Regions from separate parts of the Homo sapiens genome. Here all the other regions are linked to region 1. Evidence: chromatin loops called from intact Hi-C (ENCODE). Cell type or tissue: B cell. All regions are shown on one strand.

What was found. Hi-C counts contacts between places; a loop is a spot of excess contacts. Peaks named below come from ENCODE experiments on the same cell type or tissue, not always from the same donor. Only the 100,000 strongest peaks of a DNase experiment are listed, where the experiment ranks them.
Region 2: a loop joins it to region 1, with 10 times the contacts of the local background. A loop is called at or near these places in 98 of 110 quality-filtered maps.
Region 3: a loop joins it to region 1, with 28 times the contacts of the local background. A loop is called at or near these places in 14 of 110 quality-filtered maps.

Annotation. Positions count from the first base shown.
Region 1 is chr17:75,422,545-75,430,544 of GRCh38, reverse strand. No RefSeq gene overlaps it. Among named protein-coding and RNA genes, the nearest start is that of MIR3678, 20 kb to the right of the region's middle. RefSeq lists an enhancer at 3,741-3,800. In B cell, a CTCF peak has its summit at 4,040 (motif pointing left); a DNase peak (open chromatin) is centred at 4,044; H3K4me3 peaks cover 460 bases; H3K27ac peaks cover 465 bases.
Region 2 is chr17:75,500,892-75,508,891 of GRCh38, reverse strand. CASKIN2 (CASK interacting protein 2) reads left to right here. Exons shown (of 20, transcript NM_020753.5): 3 at 607-658; 4 at 1,211-1,308; 5 at 1,763-1,908; 6 at 1,998-2,093; 7 at 2,179-2,309; 8 at 2,479-2,587; 9 at 2,963-3,071; 10 at 3,241-3,335; 11 at 3,819-4,080; 12 at 4,199-4,320; 13 at 4,412-4,472; 14 at 4,586-4,677; 15 at 4,930-5,040; 16 at 5,132-5,233; 4 more. The coding sequence ends at 7,812. Among named protein-coding and RNA genes, the nearest start is that of MIR6785, 6.3 kb to the right of the region's middle. RefSeq lists an enhancer at 4,193-4,332. In B cell, CTCF peaks have their summits at 4,198 and 4,397 (motif pointing left); a DNase peak (open chromatin) is centred at 4,411.
Region 3 is chr17:75,629,268-75,637,267 of GRCh38, reverse strand. RECQL5 (RecQ like helicase 5) reads left to right here. Exons shown (of 20, transcript NM_004259.7): 9 at 5,600-5,818; 10 at 6,019-6,118; 11 at 6,258-6,294; 12 at 6,431-6,489; 13 at 6,576-6,649; 14 at 6,991-7,084; 15 at 7,426-7,560; 16 at 7,793-8,000. It overlaps SMIM5 (small integral membrane protein 5), which reads right to left and starts at 3,834. Exons shown (of 3, transcript NM_001162995.3): 1 at 3,066-3,834. RefSeq lists enhancers at 3,402-4,081, 4,082-4,762. In B cell, CTCF peaks have their summits at 3,234, 3,980 and 4,185 (motif pointing left); DNase peaks (open chromatin) are centred at 3,267 and 4,167.

The DNA.
Region 1 (8,000 bases):
ATTTGCCAAGCCCACATTGCCGACATTCCCCTAGGGTTTAGATGCTTTTCTTCCCTCCTGGACAGACATACTTGGGGTCACATAGCTTTGCCTTCAGCTGCTAGAGAGTCCCAAGGACAGTGTGGAAGAGACAATGATCAGAGGCTATGTGAAAAGAGCAAGGATTCCTTCCTGCATTCTCCCCCTGGCTGCTGGAGTCCAGCTTCTGTTCTGTAAAATGTACAGATCTTATATTTATCTATGATCGACTTGACAAATTTAAACTTGTTGAAGTCCTAGGCACACCTGTTTATTGGATAAACAGGGCTATTTGTGCCACACTGTTAATAGGGTAACTATGTTTATTTATTTATTTATTTTTCGAGACAGGGTCTCACTTTGTCACCCAGGCTGGAGTCCAGTGACATGATCTCGGCTCGCTGAAACCTCCGCCTCCCGGGCTCAAATGATCCTCCTACTTTAGCCTCCCAAGTAGCTAGGACCACAGGCACCACCATGCCTGGCTAATTTTTCTACTTTTTGTAGAGACAGGGTTTCGCCATGTTGCCCAGGCTGGTCTCAAACTCCTGGGCTCAAGCGATCCTCCTACCTCAGCCTCCCAAAGTGCTGGGATTACAGGCATGAGCCACCACATCTGGCCACTATGTATTATTATAGATTTACAGAGCTTAGATATAATATATTAAATATATTTAGAGAGCTTAGAGAGTTCACTGCCTTGCCTCCGACCTTATGCCAAAAAAACAGGTACCTAATCACCGCAACTGAAAGATATTCTGCAGCCTCAGTAACACATTCCAGTATTTAACTCACGTCAAAAAGGTCCCACTTGATCTAACCTGAATTTGCTAAGCTAGAATTTGTCTGGTTTCCAATAAATAGGGAAAGCAACAGTGGTTGTCTTTCATCACAGTTTGTACTTTAAGATGTTCACTAAGCCTTTGTCCCTTTAAAACTAAATGAAAGCACGTTCAAATTCTTTCATCTTCTATTTGTGTTTAATTTCTTTCTTTCTTTCTTTTTTTTTTTTTTTTTTTTTTTGAGACGGAGTCTCACTGTGTCACCCAGGCTGGAGTGCAGTGGCATGGTCTCAGCTCACTGCAAACTCCGCCTCCCGGGTCCAAGCAATTCTCATGCCTCAGCCTCCCAAGTAGCTGGGATTACACACGCGCACCACCACACCTGGCTAATTTTCGTATTTTTAGTAGATACAGGGTTTCGCCATGTTGGCCAGGCTGATCTCAAACTCCTGGCCTCAAGTGATCCGCCCACCTCAGCCTCCAAAAGTGCTGGGATTACAGGCGTGAGCCACTGTGCCCGGCCTCTATTTGTGTTCAATTTCTAACTCCTCAGTTACACGGAGGCCTGTGGTTCAGGCCCCTCCTTTCATGGCCTCCAAACCAGGACGGAATCTGGTGAAGAATTTTCTCTGCACAGAATATCAGGAAGGATCCCTCCTGTCTTTCACTCTATTTTCACTTCCCTTGCATTTGGAGCGGCTTCCCTGATTCATCTTCAGCCTGGGTGTACGTAAGCGCAGCTATATAAAGCAAAAGGTTTTCCCCATCTGACACAGCTAAATATCAGAGAGAATGAGTAATCCGTTCTGGTTGCTAGGCAGTTCTGGTATTTATATTGATCTTAGCTCAGGATACTTATAGAGATTTAATTTTCCTAAAGACCAAATGCTCATGTTAATTTGGGAGAGGATGGAGATTTGATTTCTTGAGCAGGGCCAAAGATTCAGGAACGGGTTGATTGTTAGCCCCAGAGAAGCTGCCAGCAGAACTTGGAAGCAAGTTGCTTGATTTCTTTGGAGCTCAGAACAGAGGCAGTATTGGTAAACTTCCGGGGGCTTTGTGACTGAGTGAAGTCTCATAAAACACTCAGCTAGGCCAAAAAAGAGAAAGGATTGGAAAAGCAGAAGCATTAGAATTGATATGCAAGCACTCCTATCCTGTTTGCAAATGAAACAAGCCTCTAGAAAGCAGGAAAATGGACATTATCAATTATTTCTCACACACCTTACATTATTATAGATGAGGACTCTGAGGTTTGCAGAAGTTAGTTGAGAAATTATGCCAAGTGTCCAGCACAGGGCCCGAAAACATAGTCAGTATTCTGTACGAGTTAGTTCTCCTCCTAATTTAATTGCTTGTAATAAGAAGGGTTAAAGACAGGCTTAATAGAGTGGACATTCTAGTTGCCAATTAAAACCCAGGCCGGGCACGGTGGCTCACGCCTGTAAATCCCAGCACTTTGGGAGGCCGAGGCGGGTGGATGACGAGCTCAGGAGATGAAGACCATCCTGGCTAACACGGTGAAACCCCGTCTCTACTAAAAATACAAAAAATTAGCCGGGCGTGGTGGCAGGTGCCTGTAGTCCCAGCTATTCGGGAGGCTGAGGCAGGAGAATGGCGTGAACCTGGGAGGCGGAGCTTGCAGTGAGCTGAGATTGCGCCATTGCACTCCAGCCTGGGCGACACAGCGAGACTCCATCTCAAAAAAAAAAAAAAAAAAAAAAACCCTTAGCTGTATTGTCATATAAAACACAGCCAGTAAACAGTGTCTGTTACCACCAAAACTATTGGTTTTCATTATGCCACGTTACTTCACCTTCTCCTGTGGTCAGATTGCTCGGAGAGGGGGTTGTTCCCGGTGACAGCCTGGTTCAGGGTGCCCAGATGCCTTGGGGGTGGGGGCTTGGGGCAGGCTTGCATCCTTGCAACCAATCTTGTTCCTCTAGGTTCTAACTGGCAATTATCTTACTGTCATGATCCAGACATACAATAATAATAGCAGTAGTAGTAGTAGCTTACTTTTTTTTCATTTGAGACTGAGTCTCGCTCTGTTGCCCAGGCTGTAGTGCAACGGTGCAATCTCGGCTCACTGCAATCTCCACCTTCCGGGTTCAAGCAATTCTCCTGCCTCAGCCTCCCAAGTAGCTGGGATTACAGGTGCCTGCCACCACGCATGGCTAATTTTTGTATTTTTAGTAGAGACAGGGTTTCATCATGTTGGCCAGGCTGGTCTCGAACTCCTGCCCTCAAGTGATCCGCCCACCTCGGCCTCCTCCCAAAGTGCTGGGATTACAGGCATGAGCCACTGTGCCCAGCTGTAGCTTACATTTAAGAGCTTGCTGAGGGTTAGACTCTGAGCTAAACACACTGTGTGCATTATTTCATTTTTGCTCCTAAGACAAAATGTCCATACATTCAGGATCCTAACCAGAGAGGAAGACATCAGACTTTGCCACTGAGCAATCTAAGTCTGAAAATGTTTTAGAAGTGAAAAGAGAATAAATTCCACAACTTTCTGCCCTTGAGCCATAAAACCAAAAAAGAGTCTAGTAGAAAGGGAAGATATGTTTCATAGAAGGCAGAGAAAATGCAGCTTCTGAGTTTATTAAGTAAATGGGAAAACATTATTTCTGTTCTTTTGTAACCACAAAGAATTGAAACTTGTGGTTGGCCGGGCGCAGTGGCTCACGCATGTAATCCCAGCACTTTGGGAGGCCAAGGCCGGCGGATCACGAGGTCAGGAGATCAAGACCATCCTGGCTACAACGGTGAAACCCCGTCTCTACTAAAAATACAAAAAAATTAGCCGGGCGTGGTGGTGGGCGCCTGTAATCCCAGCTACTCGGGAGGCTGAGGCAGGAGAATGGCTTGAACCCAGGAGGCGGAGCTTACGGTGAGCCAAGATCGCGCCACTGCACTCCAGCCTGGGTGACAGAGCGAGACTCGGTCTCAAAAAAAAAAGAAAGAAAAGAAACTTGTGGTTAACAAAGATTTAGGGGTTGGCGGGGGAGGGAGAGAGCAGTCTTGTTGGGTCGTGAATTCTGTTTTGGTTCCAGGGAAATAGGGTTTCCATTACATATGGTGCAACAGGATATTTCCTCCACGCTCCATCAAACAACGTTTCCTGGCACTTCTAGTGCGGCGAGTCCGGGCAGCAAGGTCGAATCCATTTTTGGAGCCAAAGGACTGCATTCCTTTACAGTTAGTTAGTTCTACAACCACCTCTGAGGAAATGCCTGCCTGTCTCGAGTGACATCTAATGGCAACCAAGGGAAGTACCCGATTTTCCAGCCTAGGTAAGGATCACCTACAAATGCTGCACTCTTTGTCACAACAGAAGCCGCTTGATCCTTTCCCTCACTAATTACCCTGTGGTTGATGGCAACACGTAGGGCTGACAACATGAGCAAGTAGAAGTTATTCCACTTGCTAATTAAAACCGTGAAGTATGCTTTCATGTAAAATGTGAAACCACCGAGTTACATTTGAATGTTCCCAAATCCTGGCCTCGGCAGTGATCGTCCTGGGTAAGTCACTTGTCCACCAGGGGTACACCTGCTTAGCTACAGGCTGGAGTGGCATGTTTTCTCTGTAAAGGGGCCCTAAGACATTTTTTTTCTTTCTTTCTTTCTTTTTTTTTAAGACGGAGTCTCACTGCGTTGCCCAGGCTGGAGTGCAGTGGTGCGATCTCGGCTCACTGCAGCTCCTCCTCCCAGGTTCAAGTGATTCTCCTGCCTCAGCCTCCCGAGTAGCAGGGATTACAGGGGCCTGCCACCATATCCAGCTAATTTTTGTATTTTTAGTAGAGACGGGGTTTTACCATGTTGATCAGGCTGATCTCGAACTCCTGATCTTGTGATCTGCCCACTTCGGCCTCCCAAAGTGCTAGGATTACAGGTGTGAGCCACCGCTCCGGACCATTATTTTTTCTTTTCTTTTCTTTTCTTTTTTTGTGAGACAGAGTTTCATTCTTGTTGCCCAGGCTGGAGTGCAGTGGCGCCATCTCGGCTTACCGCAACCTCCGCATCCCGGGTTCAAGTGATTCTCCTGCTTCAGCCTCCCGAGTAGCTGGGATTACAGGCATGTGCCACCACACCCGGCTAATTTTGTATTTTTAGTAGAGACGGGGTTTCTCCACATTGGCGAGGCTGGTCTCGAACTCCTGACCTCAGGTGACCTGCCTGCCTTGGCCTCCCAAAGTGCTGGGATTACAGGTGTGAGCCACTGTGCCCGGCCTGCCATTATTTTTTCTATAAAGCTTTAAGGCACTGGGCACAGTGGCTCACACCTGTAATCTCAACACTTTGGGAAGCCAAGGTGGGCAGATCCCTTGAGCCCAGGAGTTCAAGACCAGTCTGGGCAACATGGAGAAACCCAGTCTCTACTAAAAATACAAAAATTAGCAGGGTGTGGTGTGGTGGTGCCCACCTGTAGTCCCAGCTACTAAGGAGGGTAAGGCAGGTGACAGAGGGAGACCCTGTCTCAAAAAAAAAATAAGAAGAATAAAATAAATAATGGTCGTAATCTACAAAGCGTTTTGAGATCATTGGGTGACTGGCAATACAGGTATGCTCAGGAGAGAACAGCTAAAAGATACAGTCTGAGAAGCTTTTAATAACTATGACAACGGTGGATCCAAGTGGAATTGTTAAGACGAAGAAAGGGAAAATTGAGAGGAGAATGTCTAAAAGGTAAAAATTAAGAAAAAAAAATTTTTTTTTTGAGATGGAGTTTCGCTCTTGTTGCCCAGGCTGGGGTGCAATGGTGCAATCTCAGCTCACCGCAACCTCCACCTCCCGGCTTCAACTGACTCTCCTGCCTCAGCCTCCCAAGTAGCTGGGATTACAGGCGTGTGCCACCATGCCTGGCTAATTTTGTATTTTTAGTTGAGACGGGGTTTCTCCATATTGGTCAAGCTGGTCTTGAACTCCCAAACTCAGATGATCTGCAGGTTTCAGCCTCCCAAAGTGCTGGGATTACAGGTGTGAGCCACCACGCCCAGTCAATTAAGAAACATTTTACAACACTTGGCCGGGTGCTGTGGCTCACGCCTATATTCCCAGCACTTTGGGAGGCCGAGGCGGGCGGATCACGAGGTCAGGAGATCGAGACCATCCTGGCTAACATGGTGAAACCCCGTCTCTACTAAAAATACAAAAAAATTAGCCAGGCGTTTTGGCGGGCGCCTGTAGTCCCAGCTACTCAGGAGGCTGAGGCAGGAGAATGGCGTGAACCTGGGAGGCGGAGCTCGCAGTGAGCCAAGATTGCACCATTGCACTCCAGCCTGGGAGACAGGGCGAGACTCCGTCTCCAAAAAAAAAAAAAAAAGGAAAAGAAAAAGAAATAATCTTTTTTTTTTTTTTTTAAGAGAAACGGGATCTCATTGTGTTGCCCAGACTGGTGTCAAATTTCTGGGCTCAAGAGATCCTCCTGCTTTGACCTCCCAAAGTGCTGGGATTACAGGTGTGAGCCACCACACCCAGCCAATACGCATTGTCTTATTTTGTTTCATTTTCATGTCAACTCTGTTTTGAGATATATTATTATTATTACTATTTTGAGATGAAGTCTCACTCTGTTGCCTAGGCTGGAGTGCATTGGCATGATCTCAGCCCACTGCAACCTCCGCCTCCTAGGTTCAAGGGATTCTCCTGCCTCAACCTCCCAAGTAGCTGAAATTACAGGCGCCGACCACCACGCCTGGCTAATTTTTTTGTATTTGTAGTAGAGACGGGGTTGCACCATGTTGGCACCATGTTGGCCAGGCTGGTGTCAAACTCCTGACCTCAAGTGATCCACCCTCCTCAGCCTCCCAAAGTGCTGGGATTACAAGCATGAGACACCGTGCCCGGCCTGTTTTGAGATATATTATTATCAACACTTTTCCAGATGAAGAAATTAAGTCACAAACAAGTGACAAGACATGTCACAGATTCCTCACTCAGCACTGGGAACCGGCTGGTTGGCACTGGAACCGTCTCTCCTACATTAAATCCTGTTCTTATTTCACTGTGTCTCTCGGGTTGGTCCTCTAGTGCTCAAGCTGTAAACCTGGATGTCGTCCTGCTTCTCACTCTCACTCACCTCTCATTTCCAACCCTGCCACCTGTGTTTTCTCCCTACAGTAATATCTCAAGTCCACCCATCCCACGGCATCTCCAATGCCTCCAACGGAGATCAAGGTGGATCTCTAATCCCCCTTCTTGGTTCAAGTCCACTTAGATAGTTGAAACAGGCTTCTAAATTTGTAATTAGGCCAAGCGCGGTGGCTCACCCTTGTAATCCCAGCACTTTGGGAGGCCGTGGTGGGTGGATCACCTGAAGTCAGGAGTTCGAGACCAGCCTGGCCAAGCTGGTGAGACCCCCGTCTGTACTAAAAATACAAAAATTAGCTGGGTATGGTGACGGGTGCCTGTAGTCCCAGCTACTCAGGAGGCTGAGGCAGGAGAATCACTTGAACCCAGGAGGCGGAGGTTGCAGTGAGCTGAGATTGTGCCATTGCACTGCAGCCTGGGCCACACAGCAAGACTCCATCTCAAAAAAAAATCGTAATTAAATCATATTTGTTTACTGGCTTGTTGCTTGTTGCTCACCTTTCCTCATGTGATTGTAAGCTCCAAGAGGGCAGGAACCCTGTCCTTTTATTTATTTATTTATTAGACAGGGTCTTACTCTGTTGCCCAGGCTGGAGTGCAGTGGTACAATTTTGGCTCACTGCAGCCTTGACTTCCAGGGCTCAGGCAGTCCTCCTACCTTGGCCTCCTGAGTAGCTGCAACTACAGGTACGCACCACCATACTTGGCTAATTTTTGTAATTTTAGTAGAGATGGGGTTTCACCATGTTGCCCAGGCTGGTCCCAAACTCTTGAGCTCAAGGGATCCACCCGCCTCGGCCTCCCAAAGTGCTGAGATTACAGGCGTGAGTCACTGCGCCCTGGCCCAACCCTGTCCTTTTTAATTCACTCATGCATCCCTAGTGCCTGGTGGTGTGCCTGGCTCATAATGCACATTCAGTATGTGTTTGTTGAATGAATGAGTGAAAGAAAATGTACTAATTCAGCAATTCCATAGTCTATTAAAATACTGATGTTGAGGGTGTGGTAGCTCATGCCTGTAATTCCAGCTACACAGGAAGCTGAGATGGGAGGATTGCAAGACCAGCCTGAGCGACATAGTAAGACCCTGTTTCTAAAAATAAAA
Region 2 (8,000 bases), 78 kb before region 1:
AGGCACTGTACTCACAGCCCCCGTGAGCAGGTTCTGATCAGCTCATTTTACAGTTGAGGACACTGAGCATGGGAGGTTAAATGACTTGTCACAGTCACACAGCTGGTGCCTGGCAGAGCCAGTGTTGGGTAGAGGTCTGTCTAATGTCACCTTCCTCTGGGATGCCCCAGGACTGGGCATCGTGGCCTGCCCTTGAATACCTAGTGCCTCTTTCCTTCTCTCTCCCCACCCCTCGGCCCAGTAGGACAACATGACTCGCTGCCTGGCCCATTCAGGCAGGAATGCTAACCATGCACACCGTGGGCCTGTCCACTGAGGGCACATCGTGCCAGTCCCACCCCCCGCCCTCTTTGGCTCTATAAACAAGCGGGACTGGGGCGAGGGGAAGCCAGCCCACTGCCGCAGCAGCATCCTGCCCTCACTGCCCTCATGCTGCTGGGCCGGTGGGCCAGGGTGGGGAGCCACAGGGACGGGACAGGCGGAAGGCCATGGGGCAGGTGCTTTCCTGCACGCCAAGAGGTCAGCCGGGCTGTGACAGGTGGGGGGAGGGATGCTGAGTGAGGGCAGTCATCTGATGGCCCTGACACCTCCTATCCTGACCCCTAGAGCTCCTGGGCTCCACAAAGAGGCTCAACGTGAACTACCAGGATGCTGATGGGTGAGTGGGAGCCCCTGTCCCTCTGCAGAGCTGCTGGGTGGGGGCAGTAGAGCCCCAGGGGTGGGGCTGGAGGGAAAGATCCTGAGGCCCAGGGTCCCTTTCCCTCTCAGACTTGGCCCTGGAAGTGTATTTGCTGCGAGCTGTGGGCCCTGTCCCTGGGCTGGAGGGAGGGGGCACCCGCCCGCCCGTGGAGTTAGCCCTGAGTGAGGGGAGGGGCCCTGGTGCCTCTCCGCAGGGCCTCCTGGGGTCAGATTCCTTTGGGGCCCCCTTTTCTCCCTGGAGGGTAGGAGCCCTCAGGCTCCTGCTCCCACGGCCCCCTCCCCTGGGCCAGCTGGGAGGCGGGGGGGCGAGACAAACGGGCCTCTCAGTGCAGACACTGAGCCCTTTCATGCTGTGGCTCAGCCACTGCGCTCCCACGGCAGGGCTGCTGGGGTTGGGGGGGCCAGTAACCCATCCCTGCCAGCCCCCAGGATAGGTTCGGGTATGGAAGACCAGGATTTGGGGGTGGGGGCTGCCCACCAACACCCCTAACTTTGTGTCCTCCCACATCAGATTCTCTGCCCTCCACCACGCTGCTTTGGGGGGCAGCCTGGAGCTCATAGCCTTGCTGCTAGAGGCTCAGGCCACTGTTGACATCAAGGACAGCAATGGTGAGACCCCCATGTGCCCCCGACCCCCACCCTGGGCAGGTAGGGGCCCTACCCAGACCCTGGGACCAGAGCTTGCTCCTATGACAACGTAGCAATGCTAATAGATGCTAGCACAGCGTCTCTGGGCTTGCAAGTGGCTTTTCCCCGTTTACTCTTCACAGCCTTCTTGCATAGGCGAGTGGTACTAACATCCCATTATTCAGATGAGTAGGTTGAGGCTCAGCGAGGTGTTGTTGCTGTCCTGGGGTCATCATGATCCACAGTGGGCACAGCAGGACTCTGGCTTCAGCCCTGTCGAGCCGAACCTCTTCCTAAGCACACCTGGATAGAGCCAGCATTGCATCCCCGTGGGCTCTCTGCCCTCCCAGCTGGGCTGGCTCCGTACTCTGCTCAGTTCCTCTCCACCCCCAACGCCGTCCCAGGACCTCCCTCAGAAACCCTTTCCTCCTGCCAGGCATGCGCCCGCTGCACTACGCAGCCTGGCAGGGCCGGCTGGAGCCTGTGAGGCTGCTGCTGCGCGCCTCTGCGGCTGTCAATGCCGCCTCGCTGGACGGACAGATCCCCCTGCACCTGGCTGCACAGTATGGACATTATGAGGTGGTACGTGAGGCTGCCCACAGGGGCGTGGCGCAGGGCAGGGTGGGGTGCCGGACAGGCCAGGCCCCCTCACTCGGCTCCCCCAACCCCAGTCAGAAATGCTCCTCCAGCATCAGTCCAACCCATGCCTGGTCAACAAGGCCAAGAAGACGCCCCTGGACCTGGCCTGTGAATTTGGCCGACTCAAGGTGAGGCCTGCAGCCTTGGGGTGCTGGGTCCTGGACATCTACAGGGTCTCAGGAGGAGGCTCTAACTGGGCACTGGGTGCTGCAGGTGGCCCAGCTGCTTCTGAACAGCCACTTATGTGTGGCACTGCTGGAGGGTGAGGCCAAAGACCCGTGTGACCCCAACTACACCACGCCCCTGCACTTGGCTGCCAAGAATGGCCACAGAGAAGTCATCAGGTACCCTTGGGGTCCCCTCGCTTCCTCATCACCTGCCTGCGGGACCATCGGTGCCCCTCAGTGCTCTCCCCCACTGCCCTTTTCACCCGGGCTCTCCATCTCCCAGGCCCCCAGCAGTCAGCACCCCCTCCTACGCCACCTCCCCCGTGACTCCCCCCGTCCACTGCAGGCAGCTCCTGAGAGCTGGGATCGAGATCAACCGCCAGACCAAGACGGGTACGGCGCTCCACGAGGCCGCACTGTATGGCAAGACCGAGGTGGTGCGGCTGCTTCTGGAGGTGGGTATGGGCCCCTGCTCCCTCGCAGGTGTCCATGGAGCCTCTGCCCTGTGCCCCTGACTGGCTGGGGAGGTACGGGACGGAGGACTCCAGCGTGGTTTTTGCATGGGCGTCAGGAAAGAGGCCTGACTTCCTTCTGAATGGTGCCGAGGCGGTGCAGATGGATCGGGGGCAGACCAACCTGATTGGCACCCCAGATCTGCCTCTTACTAGCTGAGTGAACTTGAGCTTGTCCTTGACTGAGTCCCTGAGCCTCTATGTCCTCATCTGTAAAATCGGAAAATGGTAATAGTACCTATGTCCCGGGTAGCTGAGAGAATCGGGTGAGGGGTGTCAAAGTGCTTAGCGTGTGCTCATGTGACACTGTGCACCCAGGGAGGTGTGGACGTGAACATCCGGAATACGTATAACCAGACGGCGCTGGACATAGTGAATCAGTTCACCACCTCCCAGGCCAGCCGGGAAATCAAGCAGCTACTGCGGGGTGAGTGCGGGGGAGGATACCCTGCCCAGGGGGCCTGGGGCCGCTCAAGTGGTACCAGGATGTGGAGGGGGAGTGGACGTCCCTGGGGGAGGGTTGTCAAGGGCATGAGGGGTGGGAAGATGCCCTAAGGACCCTTAGATGACACCTGTCCCCCACCCCGTTTTCTTAGAGGCCTCAGGGATCCTGAAGGTCCGAGCGCTCAAGGATTTCTGGAACCTCCACGATCCCACTGCTCTCAATGTCCGGGCAGGGGATGTCATCACGGTGAGGGACCCCAAGCAGGCATTCCTTTGCAAATACAAATGATTGCTGTTACTTATTTGGGCACCTGCTATGTTACCACGTTCTGCTCTGAGGTCTCTATATGCACCCTCATTTAATTCTTCTTAAAGCCAGGGAAGGCAGTGCTGTTAGCATTTCTTCTTTACAGATGACAAAATTGAGAATTAAACAAAATAAAATCAAGAGAAATTCAAGTGACTTGCCCAAGGTCACACAGCTAGCAAGTAGTGGAGCTGTGATTTGACCACGGGCTGCCACTGGGGCTCGCCCTGGAGGCACAGGGGAGATTGAGCTGGCTGCTGGCAGCAGGGGCGGAACTTGGGCCAGTGTGGGCATCAGAGGCCAGCTCCTTAGGGGTAGGGAAAGAGCTGGACCAGGGTTGCCGGACCGCAGCTGCAGGGACAACCGTTTGCCACTTGCCTGGTGCTGGGAGTGACCGTCCCCGCCCCCCACCCCTGGCCGCAGGTGCTAGAACAGCATCCCGACGGCCGCTGGAAGGGCCACATCCACGAGAGCCAGAGGGGCACAGACCGCATAGGCTACTTCCCCCCGGGCATTGTCGAGGTGGTCAGCAAGCGGGTGGGCATCCCTGCAGCCCGCCTCCCCTCCGCACCCACCCCCCTGCGCCCAGGCTTCTCCCGGACACCGCAGCCTCCTGCCGAAGAACCCCCGCACCCTCTTACCTACAGCCAGCTTCCTCGGGTGGGCCTCAGCCCAGACAGCCCAGGTACATCCTCCCAGGGGGCAGTGCTGGGCACTGTGTGGGCGTGTGGCCTGGGCAAGCTGCCAGACAGCTGTCAGAGCGACACTTGGGACTCTGACCCCTTGGCTTCTGCCCCCCACAGCAGGTGACAGGAATAGTGTGGGCAGTGAGGGCAGCGTGGGCAGCATCCGCAGTGCCGGCAGCGGGCAGAGCTCTGAGGGCACTAATGGCCATGGCCCTGGCCTCCTGATTGAGAACGCCCAGGTAGGATGATGGGGTCACGGACCAGGTCAGGGCTCACTCCCCACTGCCAGTTCCCCAAATGCTGAGTTGGCTCCTGCCCTGTCTCCTCCAGCCACTGCCCTCTGCTGGAGAGGACCAGGTGCTGCCAGGACTCCACCCGCCGTCCCTGGCAGGTAGGAAGGGTCAGGGGACCTGGGTTGGCTAGGAGAGGTGCAAGTAAGGAGGCCGAGGGTGGGCACCCCTTCCTCCTGCCACCTTTCCATTCCATTTTTCTCTCTCCTTGAAGACAACCTGAGCCACCGCCCTCTGGCCAACTGCCGCTCTGGGGAGCAGATCTTCACCCAGGACGTGCGGCCAGAACAGCTGCTGGAGGGGAAGGTGTGACCTCCACGGGGTGCACCGTGGGCCTCGGGGGGGAAGGTGTGACCTCCACGGGGTGCACCGTGGGCCTCGGGGGGGAAGGTGTGACCTCCACGGGGTGCACTGTGGGCCTCGGGGTGGGTAGGGCAGGGTAGAGGCAAGAGCCTCTGTATGGACTGAAGCCCCGCTCAGGCAGGTCCTGAGCCCCTGGTGGGGGCTAGGGCCTTGGTCCAGCTCCTGCTAATTCTGCCCCCTTCCCCCACCCCGCAGGACGCGCAGGCCATTCATAACTGGCTAAGCGAGTTCCAGCTGGAGGGCTACACTGCCCACTTTCTGCAGGCCGGCTATGATGTGCCTACCATCAGCCGCATGACACCTGAGGTGGGTGCTGCAGCCGGGAAGCAGCACCCAGCGGGCGGGGGAGGGCCCAGCAGGCGGGGGAGGGGCCTGATGGCCAGACTTTGTGTGGCAGGACCTGACGGCCATCGGGGTGACCAAGCCTGGGCACAGGAAGAAGATCGCCTCAGAGATCGCTCAGCTCAGCATCGCCGAGTGGCTGCCCAGCTACATCCCAGTGAGCCATCAAGGGTGGCTGGGGAGTGGGGCACGTGCTGTCACCCTCAGCTGTGGCTTTGCGGTGCCTTTTCTCCTCTGGCTGGGGGCGGAGGCTGGCTGGGAGTTGTTCTGAGGACGGTGCTCTTCCAGACGGACCTGCTGGAGTGGCTGTGTGCACTGGGGCTGCCACAGTACCACAAGCAGCTGGTGAGCAGCGGCTACGACTCCATGGGGCTGGTGGCCGACCTCACCTGGGAGGAGCTGCAGGAGATTGGGGTCAACAAGCTCGGTAAGGACTGTCCTGAGGCCTGGCTGGGCCCCCACCTGCCTCCGGGGTCTCCAAGAGAAGACAGTATGGGGCCCAGCGGTGACCAGGACAACCCCAGCCCCAGCTAACCTTGCCACTTCCGTCCCCCATCTCAGGGCATCAGAAGAAGCTCATGCTGGGGGTGAAGCGGCTGGCGGAGCTTCGGCGGGGCCTGCTGCAGGGGGAGGCCCTCAGCGAAGGCGGGCGCCGGCTGGCCAAGGGTCCGGAGCTGATGGCCATCGAGGGACTGGAGAACGGAGAAGGCCCAGCTACAGCTGGCCCACGGCTCCTCACCTTCCAGGGCAGCGAACTAAGCCCAGAGCTACAGGCGGCCATGGCAGGGGGTGGCCCTGAACCACTCCCCCTCCCACCTGCCCGCTCTCCCAGCCAGGAGAGCATCGGGGCACGCTCACGGGGGTCTGGCCACTCACAGGAACAGCCTGCCCCACAGCCCAGCGGTGGAGATCCCAGCCCCCCCCAGGAGAGGAACCTCCCAGAGGGCACAGAGCGGCCCCCTAAGCTTTGTTCTTCACTTCCTGGCCAAGGACCCCCACCCTATGTTTTTATGTACCCCCAGGGCTCACCCTCTAGCCCGGCCCCAGGGCCACCTCCTGGCGCACCCTGGGCCTTCTCCTACTTGGCCGGGCCCCCTGCCACTCCCCCAGACCCGCCTCGACCTAAGCGCCGGTCCCACAGCCTAAGCCGCCCTGGCCCCACAGAGGGGGATGCTGAGGGGGAGGCCGAAGGGCCAGTGGGCAGCACCCTAGGCAGTTATGCTACCCTTACCCGGCGGCCAGGACGCAGTGCCCTTGTCCGGACCAGTCCTAGTGTGACCCCAACCCCAGCTCGGGGGACTCCTCGCAGCCAGTCCTTTGCCCTGCGGGCCCGGCGCAAAGGCCCCCCGCCCCCGCCCCCCAAGCGCCTCAGCTCCGTCTCTGGCCCCAGCCCGGAGCCACCTCCACTAGATGAGAGCCCAGGGCCCAAGGAAGGGGCCACAGGGCCCCGAAGGCGAACACTGAGTGAACCTGCTGGCCCCTCAGAGCCCCCTGGCCCACCTGCCCCGGCTGGGCCCGCGTCAGACACGGAGGAGGAGGAGCCAGGCCCTGAGGGGACGCCCCCATCTCGGGGCAGCTCTGGGGAAGGGCTGCCGTTTGCAGAGGAAGGGAACCTGACCATCAAACAGCGCCCGAAGCCCGCTGGCCCCCCGCCCCGAGAGACACCCGTGCCCCCCGGCCTCGATTTCAACCTCACGGAATCAGACACTGTTAAGCGGAGGCCCAAGTGCCGGGAGAGAGAGCCACTGCAGACCGCACTGCTGGCCTTCGGAGTGGCCAGTGCCACGCCTGGCCCCGCTGCCCCACTGCCTTCCCCAACTCCTGGCGAGTCTCCTCCAGCTTCTAGCCTTCCCCAGCCCGAGCCCAGCAGCCTTCCAGCCCAAGGAGTTCCAACCCCCCTTGCTCCCAGCCCCGCCATGCAGCCTCCAGTGCCGCCCTGCCCAGGGCCAGGTCTGGAAAGCTCAGCAGCTAGTCGGTGGAATGGGGAGACAGAACCCCCGGCCGCCCCTGCTGCCCTCCTCAAGGTGCCCGGAGCAGGTAAGAGGGGAGGCCTGTGGGAGAGTCACTGCTGGCAGGGTTGTGTCTGACCCAGCCAAGTCCCAAGCCAACCTTTTTGTCTCTGCAGGAACAGCCCCCAAGCCTGTGTCGGTGGCCTGCACCCAGCTGGCATTTTCTGGCCCTAAGCTAGCGCCCCGGCTCGGCCCCCGCCCAGTGCCTCCTCCACGGCCTGAGAGCACTGGGACTGTGGGCCCAGGCCAGGCCCAGCAGAGACTGGAGCAGACCAGCTCGTCCCTGGCAGCTGCACTGAGAGCCGCAGAGAAGAGCATTGGCACCAAGGAGCAAGAGGGGTGAGGGGGGCCGGATGGGGAGGGAGAGAAGGCTGCAGAGAAACAGTGCTCCCTGCATCCTCTGCCCAGGGATCATGGGGATGTTGGAGGGGGACATTGCAGGCACTAACGGGATAAGAGGCCAGGTGTTGAAATCACCTAGATCAGGGAATCCTGGTGGCTACCATTTAAGAGGCACAGGAGCCTGGCCGGTCCCTTGCCTCCCTGAGCCTCTGGGAGCTATGACAGCTCCCTGCCCCAGGGCCAGTGGGGTGCAGGCCACTGGCTGATCTGACCGCATCCTTCCCCTTGCTGCAGCACCCCCAGCGCCTCCACCAAGCACATTCTGGATGACATCAGCACCATGTTCGACGCCCTGGCTGACCAGCTGGACGCCATGCTGGACTGAGCCCTCCAGCAGTGCCCACTGTGACCTGCCGAAGTCCACTGCCTTTGCCCCAGCACAGAAGAGGCCCCTGCCACCCTAGGGACGGGCCAAGGGCTGGTCAGGCTGAAGTGCCCCTCCTAGCAGGGCCCCTTCCCACTCAGCCCGCGGCTGTGGGCACCACAGCTCTTGTGGGGCAGCCCACCTTAGAA
Region 3 (8,000 bases), 210 kb before region 1:
GAGCGGGCAGGGAGAGCTTTTTCGCTTGTGCCACACCCAGAGACCCAGGGAGAGATTGCAGGGGGCACTTTTCCTTGTGAGCGAGAGACCTGGGGCTGTGCTCACCAGAACAGGGAGGAGGAAGGTTGGACTGAGGCTGAATTTACTGGTGCAGGAAAAGTGGGGTTTGTTGCTGAGAAGCTCTGGCCAGCCTCCTCCAGGGGCTGCAAAGTGGGAGAGCTGCAGACTCATGCCGGGTGGACCCCGGCCTCCAGCGGGGAAAAGTGTCAGTTCCCAGCAGCAGCAGGCTGCGGCTGTGGACAGTGTCATAGCTTTGCGCCCAGGGCTTCCCTAGGGGGCTGACTGGAAGCTGAATTTGCCAGCCAGGCATGGCCAGCCTCACCCAGCCCCAGGGTCTGACCCAGGGGTACTCACGGTATCCTGTCACACAGTGAGCAGAAGTAGGACCGTTGGACGTGGCTGTTCTGCCCCCAGAGAGCTGGAGAGGAACCCCGGGACCCCCTTTGTTTTGCAGTTGATATCTTGTCATTTGGAGCGTAAACCCGCGACTGAACCTTCATGGCGCAGGTGGGGGAGCTGAGGGGTCCTGTTCTCTAAAGAGGAGGAGGCGCATTCCAGCCGGTCCCCAGGTGGTCTTCCCAGCGGGCTATTTAAAGCCAGGCCAAGGAGTGCCTGACACTTGGTGCCCAATATAACCAGCAGCCGTCAGGTGACTGTGTGGCATGTGCCCCAGCCGCTGCTCCTAAGGGAACCTTAGTGTTCCCAGCTGTGGCGAGGGGAACATGGGAGCTCTGAGGCTGGCCACCTCTCCTCCCCTTTCCCTTCCTAGGTTTGGCAGGAGGAAGGCAGGGAAGCCCAGGAGGGCTACTGATGATCCCATATTTTTCCCGTCTTTCTATCTCAGGTTCACCCAACTCCTTCCAAAACCACACTTCCCACCTGCGAACCAGGGCAACCAGTCCCTCCCAACCCCACGCTTGGTAGTGCCCACCTGCGAACCAGGGCAACCAGAGTCCCTCCCAACCCCACGCTCAGTAGTGCCTTGGTTGGAGGCTTCTCAGGGTCCTCAGGGGTTCCTGAGTGGCTGCCAGAGCAAGTGGTGGCTCCCTCTGGCCTTAAGAGGGAGTGTAGCCCAGCTGCCACCAGGCCCTCCTGCTGCCCAGGCTGCCCAGCCAGCCCTGCTTGGAGCCTTCAGAGGGTGTGCCCTGGCTGCAGTAGCGGTCAGCACAGGGGAAACACTCAGGGCAGAGAAGGCTGGCAGAGCCGGAGGGATGGGAAGCATTCCTTTATGTGGCATCTCCTGGCACACGGAGCCTTGCAACAGGCAGGCATCCCGCAGGCCAGACAGCTGCCACTTGGTCCCGAAGCTTCCCTGTTTCCTCCTCGCAGAGCTGATACTCCAACCCCAGGCGCCTCACGAGGAAGGGCTGGCAGCAGGCGGCGTGTTTGAGACTGATAAGCGAGGTGTGTTGGCAGCGCGGGGCCCCAGAGGGCTGCTTGCTCTGCCCTGTTGTTTCGTCATGGTGGGTTTTAGTCACCCTTGCCCTGTTGGGCATTATCTCGTTTGAGGTCCACCTAGAAGGAGGCATAACTGACACTTGTGGGAGATTTGCAGGGTCCTGTGCCTGAGCAGCCGGGGGGGATGCCCCTATTTGTGGCACTGAGCCTTTGGGTGACTCCCCTTTTTGCCCTGGCTCCAACTGGAAGTAGAAAGTGGTGCTTGAACCCCTGGCAGGCCCTGCTCCTGTAGCCACCCAGGGCGGGAGGAAGCGCTTTCTGCTGCTGGTGTTAGAAACAGTAGGCGCTCTTTCTGCAGCTACAGAAGCTGGCTGTTCATTCACCCTCCGTCCTGGTTCAGGGACTGTGTTGGAGAGACCCTGTCCACTCGTGTCCTGTGGATGCAGGACAGGGATCCCCACCTGCCTGCCTGGGGCGTCTTGTGAGTGACAGCCACTGGGGTCTCCAGGCTCACCGCTGTGCCCCGACCCCGACCTGGCCTGACTCTTCCCTACTGTGCGCCTCCCAACACCGCAGGAGCTTGTCTCCCCAGACACCAGCCCCAGCCGAAGCCCCCAGCCTCTGCTGAGCTGAGAACACTTGGGCTAGTCCTTGGTTTCCACATTTCCCTGGGTCATTGTTTTTGTTTCTCACTAGATGCCAGCTTGTTTGCTTTGAGGAAAACATATGGGGGGTGGTGGCTTTAACGCTGGCTTGAGGACAGGGCGGCAGGAGGAGTAGGCAGCCTCGGCTCACGGGCCCTGCCCAGGAGGGCTGCTCTCAGTGTTCCCCAAAGAACCAAACAGCCGGGTCCTGCTTCCTTAGGGGTGGTGTCATGTCAGCCTGTGCATCACGGTGGCACAGCAGAGGTCCCGGTTGCCAGCGTGGTCCCTCCCAGCCTCACTTCTGTGACCTTCTGCCCACCTGAGCCTGAGTTGAAAGTCAGTCCTCCAGGTTCCTGGTTTGGTGTTCAAGGCTCATCACCAGAGGGAGATCTAGGAGTTTATGGGGTTCTAGATGGGCCCAGGGAGGAGGACCCAGGCTGAGCCGTGAGCTGAGAACACCAGCAGTGAGTGGGCCAAGCCCCTGAAAGGACACAGATGGGCAGAGTCCTGCTGCATCCTGGGGGCGCCGCATGCTGGCTGGGCAGACCCTGCGCTGACCTCGACAGGGCTCTGCCCTAATCCTGGGAAAAAGGGAGGCTCAGCAGGCCGGCAGCCATTCTCTCCCAAGCTGGACAGCCAAATCCCTCTTTTAAGCCCCCTGAATAAAAGAGCTGAAATGAACTTGCAGAATAAGCAGGCCCTCGGGGCCCCTCTGCTGCACAGCAGGCGGAGCAGGAGGCGCTCTGAGCAGAGCCCCCAGCCCTCCCCTAGTGCAGGGTCCCAGCAGCAGGGAGAGTGCAGGTGTGTGCAGGAGGCTGGCTGACTTCCCTGCAGGGAAGCGACCCAGCATGTCCCCGAAGACCTCTCCGTGTTTATGGTAGACTGTGGCCCTTCACCCTGGGGGCAGGGGACCCTTGCTGCTCCCTCCCTGTCCCCCCTTCTTCTGTGGCCATTGCCACTCACCTGGGAGCTCAGGTGTTGGGGGCTGAGCAGCAGTGCCCCAGCGCGGAGCCTCCACGTGCTGTCCTCGTACTTCCTTCGTGGGCGCCGCTGCTCCCCTGGGCGCCTCAGCCCAGCTCCTCTGCTGACAGCCAGCTGCTGTCTCTGCCTGGCTTTTTTGTTGTTGGTCGTCCTGGAGATCCAAGTGTCAAATTACCGTCGCGAGGGGGAGCCCGAGGAAGCCCTGCTTGGGAACTTGTCCTCCAACTTCATGTCCCGGTGCCTCACCTCTGCCCTGAGAGCGCTGCTCAGGGACAAGACAAGCTCCCTCTCTCCTCCTCCTTCCTCCTCCTCTCCCTCTCCCCGACTCCCACGCCGTGGGCTGGGCCTGGGTTGGGAGCTGAAGAAAGAAGTCGGCTCTCTGCCTTCCTGGCCAGGAGGACCCTGGGGAGGCTCCACCTGAGCCTGTGGAGGGGAGTCCTGCAGCGCTCTCAGGTCTGGGGCACCCACCCTGCCCTCAGGAAGGCCACCCCTTCTGTCCCTCTGGCCACTCCCTGGCTGGTCCCTCCCTCTGGCCTCTCTCAGGAACAACAGTAAACAGTGGGGAGCTGGTGGCCCTCTCAAGCTGAGCAGGAGGCTTTGCAACCAGTCCCTGGGGAGGCCCTTGTGCCGCTCAGCATCTGAAGGCGTCTTGGGGGAGAACTTGGAATCCTGAGTGACCTGGGAGTGGCCTGCGCGCCCGGCAAGGCGCCTCATGTTCCTTGTGAGGTGAGGGCCTTCTGCTGGGGCTGTGACCGCACTCCTGGCCCAGCTGTCAGGGCAGGGCTCCAGAGTCCAGGGGCCGGGCCCTGTGACATTTGCCTGGTTGTGCCTCCCAGCAGGCTAGGCTGTGTGGAGAGAAACCGACCCCAGCCCCGCTGTCAATGGAGCTCTTTGAGTCCGAGCACAAAACCCCAGTGAGTCAGGGCCTGAGGAGGGCAGGGGGAGGAAGCCAGCCATGTGGTCACACCACTCGGATGCCAGAGCCTCCCAGAGGCTGGACAGGCGGCCGCTGTGCGGGCGCACGGACTCCTGGGGATGAACCATTTGTTGCATTTACTCATTGGAGCAGAGTGGGGGCAGGAGCGCCCTCTGGTGGCCGCCTCGGCTGTCCCAGCCCAGGTCAGGCTTCAGAGCTGCATTCACTCAGCTAAAAGAAAGTCAGCCAGGCCCTGCTTCCTTACCGGGGTGTTGCAATCAGCCTTGCATCCTTGAGCCTGCGCCTTGGGGTCGCAGCCCCTCAAAGGGCTTCTTGCAGCCGCAGCAGTGCTCACACTGGGAGGAGTTCTAGTTAGAGCAGTTAATGCCAGCTATTCTTGTCCCTGGGATGTGGCACCCCAGACAGCCCTGCCTGTGTTCCAGCATCTCCTCTTGGGCTTCCCTACCCTGTGCCACGTTCCTGGTGGCAGGAATGGCTGTTTATAAGGAGCCTGAGAGAGCTATGGCCCCTCTTGCGGCCTCTGCAGCTGCCCCAAGGGTCGACAGCCACCCCCATGCAGAGGGAACAGAGATGCGACAGAGCCTCGTGGGCCAGCCAGAGGCTGCTCCCTGCTCCCAGCATGGGCAGAGGCCGCTCACCCCAGGAGGGCTGCAGCAGGGTTGAGACAGAGGAAGACGAGAGGAGGACTCCAGGCGAGGCTGCGTCTCCCTGGCTAAAGGCCCCACCTGTGACACCCTCACGGGTTGATGATGGGACATATTACTACACAGCCGTGCCTGCCTTAGCAATGCAAATACGTTTTGAGAAATTTAACTTGTCATTGTGCGGTCACAGAGTATACTTAGGGAAATCAAACAGCAATTCCAGGGAAGAGAAGGAAAAAAATATCAAGCGGCACAGCCTCCTACACACCCAGGCCATGCGCTACAGCTTGTTGCTCCTAGACCACAAACCTGTACATCACGTTACTGTCCTGAGTACCGTATGCAGTTGTAACACAGTGGTATTCACATATCTAAGCACACATAAGCATAGAAAAAGTACAGTAGAAATACAGTGTTAGAATCGTAGGGGACCACCATTGGCTGTGCAGTCATTCCATGGGGCATGACTGTACTGTAATGCACTTCAGACATCACCTCAGCCATCTTCGCTCAGTCCGTGAGGGCTGTGCCTTTCTGCACCATCTTACTGACGGGAATGCATGGGCTTTAGGAGGTGAAGTGTGTCACCCAAAAGACACCCTTCATGGCAGAGCCAGCATCTACATCCCATTGCCAGAGGACAGAGGGGAGGAGCAGAGGAGTAACTGGACAGAGTGGGGTTCACATCCTGCTTCCCGGGAGACCCCCATGTGTTACGTGACCTTGGGAAAGTTGGTTCACCTTATCGTCCTCATCTGTGTAGTGGGGAGAGCCAAACGATGCCTGGTGCAGCTTGGATGAGATGAGGGGTGTGGGGCTCCCGGCATGGTGCCGGACGCGGCAGTGCTCGCTCAGCTAGCGATTCAGGCTCGGGTGAACAGACGCTGGCCGACTGGGCTCTCCGCCCCTCACCTCTGCGGTGCTGCCTGCTCCAGGTGCCGCCATGCCGCCATTGCCAAGTACTTCGGGGATGCGCTGCCTGCCTGCGCCAAAGGCTGCGACCACTGCCAGAACCCCACGGCCGTGCGGAGGCGGCTGGAGGCCTTGGAGCGCAGCAGCAGCTGGAGCAAGACCTGCATCGGGCCCTCCCAGGGGAACGGCTTTGACCCCGAGCTGTATGAGGGAGGCCGCAAGGGCTACGGGGACTTCAGCAGGTAAGGGGCCGAGAAGCCAGGGCTCCAACCCGCTGGAATTGCCTGGCATTCCCTTGGCGCCAGGGCCAGACCAGAGGTGGCACGATGCCGCAATCCCCCCTTGAGCTGGTAGGACATCAGGGACATTGCCGTTCTAGCAGCAGCACACATGGGGAGGGCAGAGCCCAGGCCAGGGCCACTCACGCCTGGCCTGTCCCTAGGTATGACGAAGGTTCTGGAGGCAGCGGGGATGAAGGCAGAGATGAGGCCCACAAGCGGGAGTGGAACCTCTTCTATCAGAAGCAGATGCAGCTGCGCAAGGTGAGGGGAGGCACTCAGTGGCCTGTGTGGGGCCCCTGGTGGCCCCCTGCTCGCACCTCTCAGCCCCTTCTCTGGTGCTGGATGGGACTGTCCTGCGGCAGGGCAGGACGCCTCATGGGTCCTTCATGTTGTCCTCCAGGGCAAAGACCCCAAGATAGAAGAATTTGTACCCCCAGGTCAGTACAGAAATGTTCCTGGAGGCTTGTGGGCTCTTCCCGGGGCATGGAGGGAGGATTCTCATCCGGGCTGTGGGGGACCTCAGAGCGCAGAAGGTGGAGCGAAAGGACCAAGGACCACCCCCCCCCCCCACAGATGAGAACTGTCCCCTGAAAGAGGCTTCTAGCAGGAGGATCCCCAGGCTGACTGTGAAGGTAAGAGACGGGCAGCTCCTCAGCCACCCGCCGGGGCCCTCCCCCAGCCGCGAGGCCATGCGACCAGTCTCACTGTCCTGTGCCAGGCACGGGAGCACTGCCTGCGGCTTCTGGAGGAGGCGCTGAGCAGCAACCGCCAGTCAACACGTACCGCTGATGAGTGAGTTCCACGATCACTGGGCTGAGGAGCACTCCAAGCTCTCGTTCCCTTGGAGACTGCAGGACCCTGTCAACCCTGGCCTGTTTGGGCCACCTCTCCCCAGATTGTACCTCTCCTACTCCAGGGGACTGCCCCTACAACCCCACCAGGGCCAGGCATGGCTACAACTTAGGTGCTACCAGCAGCTGCTGAGGGACAGTAAGCCACAGGGTGCTCAGAGAGCCCTAATCAGAATCCCTGTGCCCAAGGCCTACCCCACCAGGCCTGGAGTCCCGCAAGAGCTCAGCAGGGAGAAGCCCAGGCCCACCTGATACCTTGTGCCTGTTACCTTGCACCCACAGAGCTGACCTCCGGGCCAAGGCCGTGGAGCTGGAACATGAGACATTCCGGAACGCCAAGGTGGCCAACCTCTACAAGGCCAGCGTGCTGAAGAAGGTGGGCCTGGTGCAGGCGGACCCAGGGTCGTTGCAGGGGCCCCTCCATACTCTGACGCAGAAGCTGTCTGCCAGCTCTCTGGGCTCAGGCAGCCCAGAACTCACCCTCCCCAGCCCACCCCAGAGACAGTTTATGGGGGTAGAGCTCCATTCTCCACTGGCTGGACATGTTTCTAGCCAACCCTGTGAGGATGGGAGGCCTAAAACTTGCCCAGTGGTCAGTTGCCTGTGGCCACTGGCCACAGAAACCCACTTGTAGTGCCTAGTAGAAAAGGAGGGCTAGGTGGGGCATGTCAGGAGGAGCTGGCGGGTGCCACAGCCTCCCTGCCTATCCCTGCCCAGGTGGCCGATATCCACAGAGCCTCCAAGGATGGGCAGCCCTATGACATGGGAGGCAGTGCCAAGAGCTGCAGTGCCCAAGCTGAGCCCCCGGAGCCCAATGAGTATGACATTCCACCAGCCTCCCATGTGTACTCGGTGAGCTGTGGCCCAGTGGCCTCCAGACCTGTGACCAGGAAAGGCTTCACTTCCCCTCTGCCCTCAGGGGTGCACCTCTTGCCAAGGCCTGGCTCCCCACCAGGGTCCTGCCTGCCTCTTCCCTCCCACACTCCTGAGAGCCCCGTCCCAATGTGAGTTACTGCTCCAGCCAGCGGTGCCCTCAAGGGGGCCTAGTGGGCTGAACCTCCTCTCCTCCTGCTCACATTTACAGCTCAAACCCAAGCGGGTGGGAGCTGGTTTCCCCAAAGGCTCCTGCCCGTTCCAGACGGCCACGGAACTGATGGAGACAACTCGGATCAGGGAGCAAGCCCCCCAGCCCGAGCGGGGAGGCGAGCACGAGCCCCCGAGCCGGCCCTGTGGCCTCCTGGATGAGGATGGGAGTGAGCCCCTCCCTGGGCCCAGAGGGGAGGTCCCTGGAG